Regions from separate parts of the Homo sapiens genome. Here region 2 is linked to region 1. Evidence: chromatin contacts called from ENCODE Hi-C or POLR2A ChIA-PET data. All regions are on one chromosome and are shown on one strand. The core of a region is the stretch at or near the end of the contact, and the rest is flanking DNA. Distances in the headings are between cores, read along the strand shown. Region 1 overlaps SPRED2 (sprouty related EVH1 domain containing 2). Region 2 has its middle 29 kb from the start of LINC03050.

Region 1 (3,026 bases), core at 87-2,586:
TGGAAAGTATGCTGACAGGGTTGGGAGAAAGGGGCACTGGAGGCTGTGAGACCAGGGAGGCCAGCAGTCCACCGAGGGAGGCTGATAACACCACGCTGGGATAGACACCGAGAGCTGCAGTTCCCACACCTGGTGGAGATAGGCCGGCTCTGGGCACTGGGAAGGAGGCCGAGAGCGGCCGTTGCAGGTGGCTGAGGCTTCTAGCTGAGCAGATCCTGCACATCAAGAATGCAGGAGAAAGAAGTCCCTCAGCCAGTGGCAGCGAGGCAGATGTTTTGCAGGAGTGGGGCAAGGCTCTTTCCAGAAAGACCCGGAAATCTCTGGTGGGACAGCTTGTAGAAACATGCACTGCAGCTGCTCAGCTACAGCAAATGACCTGCAGATCAAGGTTTTTGTCAGTATCGAGAGCTTCACTAGAACAAATATTCATCCAAAAATAAACTTCCCGTTCTTCCTGTTTTTATAACTTGCCTATTTCCTCTGAGTTTGAGGCTGGGCTCCAGTTCCATGGGTTATTAATCTTCAGAGGATCAAGACCTCTATAGAAGTATTTCCTGTACATGTTTATCTACCCAGCCCTAAATTATATTCTCCAAATGATAAGAGAACTTTTCCATACTCGTGTGTCAGACTTCTCCTTAGGGAGATTTCGATTAGGCACCACAGCAAGTAGGGCCAAACCAGAAAGCCTTATCTCAGAACATAGGGAACCCACGTAACGGTGGGGAGCGGCCTTTGGTGGGTTTTGATGGGCACTCAGCCTCCCTCCTCCATGTGAAAGGTAGCTTCTTTCTGGCCAGAGTTCTAAGGACATAAAGTAATAGCTGAAGAGGGCCCTATCTGAGGATATTTTAAATTCCCTGTTGAATACCACAGGGGATATTAGCTAAAGAAATTCTGCTCCTTTGAAGAGCTCAAAATACCCCTCATTGGACCATCACTTGTTCTTACAGCATCTTCCAACTAGAAACAGGGCCCCGGCCTCACAGACAAGGGAACTAGAGTGAACTTGGTGCTCATGACAGCACAGAGCAAGAGGGAAAAGCTCTGTTGAAGCTTGGGCCGAGTTCAGACCTGATAGACAAGTATGGTTAAGCAGGCGTGGGCGCTTTACTCATCGGCCCGGTCCACCTGCCTCTGGAGCCCTTCCTTGCTCTCCTACTTTTTGTGCTTACAGACGCCAAGCTAGCATGCCGGTGGTATTTTTAAAACGTAAGCCTTCTTGTATGACTCTTGCAGAGAGGCGGTGGTGACCGGGCTGCGTGGGTGGCGGCTTGTGCCGCAGCGGAACTTGGAGAAAGGCCAGCTGCCTTTTACTGAGGCCTTCCGAGGTGGGGCTGGGATGCCACATTTTTCAAACACACCACCGCAAGGCAGCACCCCTCCCCCTTAGAGATCCAGGTGACTCCACTGAGAATTACTGCGCCACACCGTGGCTTCTAGACCCACACTGTCAAGTATGTAGTCCTTGCCACCTGGGCTGTTGAACCTGGAAATGAGGCTTGTACGAACTGACTAAAAGTGCAAAATACACATTGGATTTTGAAGCCTTATTACAAAAAGAAAAAAAAGAATGTGAAGTATCTCATTAATGATTATTTTATTTTGGTTACTGTGGAAACAAATATTTTAGATATCTTGGTTTGTGTCAACTATGTTATAATTAATGACACCTGCTTTTTAATTACTCTTTAAATGTGACTACTAGAAAATTTTAAACTGTGTATGTGGCTCAGTTTCCATTTCTATGGGACAGTACCGCTAGTCTGTGCTGTGAGTTCAGCTGCCAGTTGTGGCTTTGAAACCAGTACATTCCCAGAGGCTCCTCTCCTTAGTGGTCTGGCTGAGGGGGGGTTACCCAGCCCTAACCCTAGACTGCCTAGGGTAGTGTGTGGGACAGCCTGCTTCCAGGCAAAAAGTTAATAATTTAATAAGCAGCAGCAAGAATTTCTAAAAATCCTTTCCAAAGCACCCCCCCTGGCTTTTTTTTCTTCTTCTTCTTCGTAGCCTTCTTCCTGGACCAGCCTTCTTCCTGGAAATCTTTTTTTAAATGCAGAACTCTTCCCTTCTGTCCCACATGGGACCTGTGGAGGTGATGGTGTCCAGAGGGGCTATTGTTTTATTTTATTTTCTTGTTTAAATTGTTCTTTTGCCCACAGGTCAGGCTGCTCCAGTAGCTGCCTTTTAACCCTTCCTCTGCAGGACCATCTCAGAAACCACCCAGCAAAGACTGGGAAGCCACTCTTTTAGACCAGTTCCCCCTCCCTTCTCCCTTTGGAGTGGTTACTCAAGCGCAGACATATATTGGGAAAACACAAGGTGGATGTGAAACCAAGGAAACTCCTGCTTTGAGAAGTACAGAAGTGCAGACCCACAACCAACCTCCTAATGTCAAGCTGGCATTTTAGGAAAAAGGTGTGTGTGGTGGGGGGAATTCCACTGGTGTCTGAAAGCCCCCAAGTAATTCCCTGTTGCAAGGAGGAGTCTCATGTTGACTTCAGAGGTCCAGGCAGAACCTGTTGAATTGCACAGTTCCCATTTGCTAGAGGATATTACACGGTGAGATCTCTCTGCTCAGGGACCGGGGCTGAGGGCTTCTGTCATCAGCCAGTGGAGCGGCCCTGCACCGAGGCACCTCCCTGCTTTTGCCACATTTTGCCCACCCTGCTGTCTGTCATGTACTGAACCTTTGCTGGAATAATTGCCATAGGTGTCAACATGTATTAAGGGCTTGCTGTATGAAGGTACTATGCAAAGTGCCTTTTGCTATGTGCAGCTAACTAGCATAACAAACCCCAAGATGCCCCAGAGGAGATACTCTTGTTTCCCTGTTTTGCAGATAGAGAAACTGCAGGTTAGAGAGATGAAATAAGTTGACCAAGCTAGAAATTGGTGGGCAGGGAACACAACTTGGGCCATGCTGCTTTAGAGCTGCCGAGTGTTTAACTGTTAAGGTGTCATTCTGCACTGCCTAGACCAGCCCATGTATGTTACCGTTCCATTCTGCATGAGCATTTGTCTATTAT
Region 2 (3,314 bases), core at 1-2,500, 190 kb before region 1:
TACTTTCAATTGAACCAAATATAACATGTCCTAAACTTCACAGTGAGACTGCTGTTTCACATGACAGCCATATTCCAGATTAATGCAACCTGACAGCATGCTCTATTTTTCTTTTTCTTTTTCTTTTTCTTTTCTGAGACAGAGTTTTTAGCTCTTGTTGCCCAGGCTGGAGTGCAATGGCACGATCTCGGCTCACTACAACCTCTGCCTCCCGGGTTCAAGCGATTGTCCTGCCTCAGCCTCCTGAGTAGCTGGGATTATGGGCACCCACCACCACGCCCAACTAATTTTTGTATTTTTAGTAGAGACGGGGTTTAACCACATTGGCCAGGCTGGTCTCGAACTCCTGACCTCAGGTGATCCTCCCGCCCCGGCCTCCCAAAGTGCTGGGATTACAGGCGTGAGCCACCGGGCGCCTGGTCCCATGCTCTATTTTTCATTCATTCATTTCACAAAAGCTATTATGAGCCCAGACTGTGCAGCACTGTTCCAGGCTCTTGGCATCCAAAAGCTAACCAGACCGTGCTCCCTCCCTCATGTATTTTACCTTCTTTGGAGGCAGAGGGACAATAAATAAGTGCAGAAGTTAACAAACTTTTTCATATTGTGAGAAATGGCAACATAATATGAGCTCATATTTTTACAATCCAGAGTTGCTTTCATTAAGAATCTGTGCTTCTCAACCTTGGGTACACTTTGGACTAATGTAGAAAGCCCTTTTAAATACTGATGACTGGTTCCCATTCCCAGAGATTCTGGCATAATTGGCTAGGTAAAGCCTAGGCATTGGCCTTTTTTTTTTTTTTTTTTTTTTTTTTTTTTTTTTTTTTTTTGAGACAGCGTCTCCCTCTGTCACCCAGGCTGGAGTGCAGTGGCGCGATCCTGGCTCACTGCAACCTCCGCCTCCCTGGTTCAAGTGATTCTCCTGCCTCAGCCTCCCGAGCAGCTGGGATTACAGGCGCACGCCCGGCTAATTTTCTTTTTGTTTTTTGTTTGTTTTTTTTTAGTAGAGATGGGGTTTCACTGTGTTGCCCAGGCTAGTCTCGATCTCCTGAGCTCAGGCAATCCATCCGCCTCGGCCTCCCAAAGTGCTAGGATTACAGGCTTGAGCCACCGCGCAAGGCCTTTTGTTTTTTGTTTTGTTTTGTTTTTCCCATCCCCTCAAGTGATTCTAATGTACGGCCAGAAGAGAACTGAAAAGGGTATATAAAAGAAACTACCACTAGATGTCACTGTCCCCAAAGGTTTGAAGAGAAACAGTCCTCAAGTAGTCAATGGCTAAGTTCCCGCTAGATAAACAGACTTGATTTTGCCATATTTTGGATCCAAGCAAATGTCCAATACAAATATATATATATGTTCCTCAATTTATCTTTGGCCTGAATGAAGCAAGTCATACAAAACCCAAATGTGGCCGGGCGTGGTGGCTCACGCCTGTAATCCCAGCACTTTGGGAGGCCGAGGCGGGCGGATCACGAGGTCAGAAGATCCAGACCATCCTGGCTAACACGGTGAAACCCCGTCTCTACTAAAAATACAAAAAATTAGCCGGGCGTGGTGGCGGACGCGTGTAGTCCCAGCTACTCGGGAGGCTGAGGCAGGAGAATGGCATGAACCCGGGAGGCGGAGCTTGCAGTGAGCCAAGATCGCGCCACTGCACTCCAGCCTGGGCGACAGAGCAAGACTCCATCTCAAAAAGAAAAAAAAAAAAAAACCAAATGTATTAGTTTGCTGGGGCTGCCATAACAAACTTGGGGGCTTAACAGAAGCCCAAAGTGTTTTGTTGGAGAGTTATTTTCTCTTGAGGCCTCTCTTCTTGGTTTGCAAATGGCCATCTTTTTCTTTTCTCTTTTTTTTTTTTTTTTTTTTTTTTGAGACAGTGTCTTCTCTGTTGCCCAGACTGGAGTGCAGTGGCTGGATCTCAGCTCACTGCAACCTCCACCTCCTGGATTCAAGCAATTCTCCTACCTCAGCCTCCCGAGTAGCTGAGATTACAGGTGCACGCCACCATGCCTGGCTAATTTTTTGTATTGTTTTGTAGAGACAGGGTTTCACCACATTGCACAGGCTGGTCTTGAACTCCTGGGCTCAAGCAATCCTCTCACCTCGGCCTCTCAAAGTGCTGGGATTTCAGGTGTAAGCCACCATGCCCAGTCTTGCAGATAGCCACCTTTCCACTGTGTCCTCACATGGCTGTCCTTCAGCCCGTGTTGGCTGGGTCCTAATCCCCACTTCTTATAAAGATACCAGTAATACTGAATTAGGGCCCACCCTAAAGACTGTTTTAACTTAATGACTTCTTTAAAGGCCCTATCTCCAAATACAATCTACAGTCACATTCTGAAGTTCTGGGCCATTAAGGGCTTCAACATATGAATTTGCGGGGCGGGGCTGGGGGGAGGGCAGATACATTTTTCAAGAAATCACCAAGAAATCAAAAGCAAAACCAATCTACTTGATGAGTGGCAAATGAGTAGTTTCCCAGCCATCCACAATTCTAAAGATCTCTCACATAATAACTATGGAGCAAATTGGTTGCTTTAAAAAACAAAAAAGACTTTTAAAAATTATTTTTATTCTTTATTTCTTTAGTTTTTTTTAGCCAGGACATGTTCTTATATGAATTTTTTTTTTTTGCAAAAATCGTACTTCTTGGCCAGGCACGGTGCCTCACACCTGTAATCCTAGCACTTTGGGAGGCCAAGGCAGGCGGATCACCTGAGGTCAGGAGTTCGAGACCAGCCTGACCAACATGAAGAAACCTCGTCTCTATTAAAAATACAAAAATTAGCCGGGCGTGGTGGCGGGTGCCTGTAATCCTAGCTACTCAGGAGGCTGAGACAGGACAATCGCTTGAACCCAGGAGGCAGAGGTTGCAGTGAGCCAAGATCGCACCACTTTGCACACCAGCCTGGGTAAGAGAGTGAGACTCTGTCTCCAAAAAAAAAAAAAAAAAAAAAAAAGGCCTAATCCAAATAGGAAAAGAGGAAGAAAAACTCTCTCTCTTTGCAGACAATATGATTTTTTTCTTTTCTTTTCTTTTCTTTGCTTTTTTTAAGAGACAGAGTTTTACTTTTGTTGCCCAGGCTGTGCAATGGTGTGATCTCGGCTCACCGCAACCTCCGCCTCCCGGGTTCAAGCAATTCTCCTGCCTCGGCCTCCCAAGTAGCTGGGATTATAGGTGAGCACCGCCACGCCCGGCTAATATTTTTCTATTTTTAGTAGAGATGGAGTTTCACCATGTTGGCCAGGCTGGTCTTGAACTGCTAACCTTAGGTGATCCACCTGCCTCAGCCTTCCAAAGTGCTGGGATT

What was found. A loop is a pair of places that touch in the nucleus more often than their neighbours do. ChIA-PET counts read pairs that join two places held with the same protein, here RNA polymerase II (POLR2A). Pooled maps may share reads with other maps.
Region 2: a loop to region 1 is called in a map of CD8-positive, alpha-beta T cell, with 22 times the contacts of the local background. The contact joins two enhancer-like sites. A Hi-C loop is called at or near these places in 8 of 168 maps with a recorded cell type or tissue (CD4-positive, alpha-beta T cell, CD8-positive, alpha-beta T cell, MCF 10A and 4 more), 1 of 37 single-sample maps with no recorded cell type and 10 of 50 pooled maps. POLR2A ChIA-PET finds 5 or more read pairs at or near these places in 3 of 52 experiments (MCF 10A, OCI-LY7 and PC-9).

What each region holds. Positions count from the first base shown.
Region 1 is chr2:65,381,281-65,384,306 of GRCh38, reverse strand. All of the region lies in intron 1 of SPRED2 (sprouty related EVH1 domain containing 2), which reads left to right. Among named protein-coding and RNA genes, the nearest start is that of SPRED2, 50 kb to the left of the region's middle. RefSeq lists enhancers at 919-968, 1,179-1,308. Within about 2 kb of position 1,336, at least 21 of the 41 ENCODE cell types and tissues checked have a DNase peak (open chromatin) inside an H3K27ac peak, as active enhancers do.
Region 2 is chr2:65,571,232-65,574,545 of GRCh38, reverse strand. No RefSeq gene overlaps it. Among named protein-coding and RNA genes, the nearest start is that of LINC03050, 29 kb to the left of the region's middle. Within about 2 kb of position 1,250, at least 2 of the 41 ENCODE cell types and tissues checked have a DNase peak (open chromatin) inside an H3K27ac peak, as active enhancers do.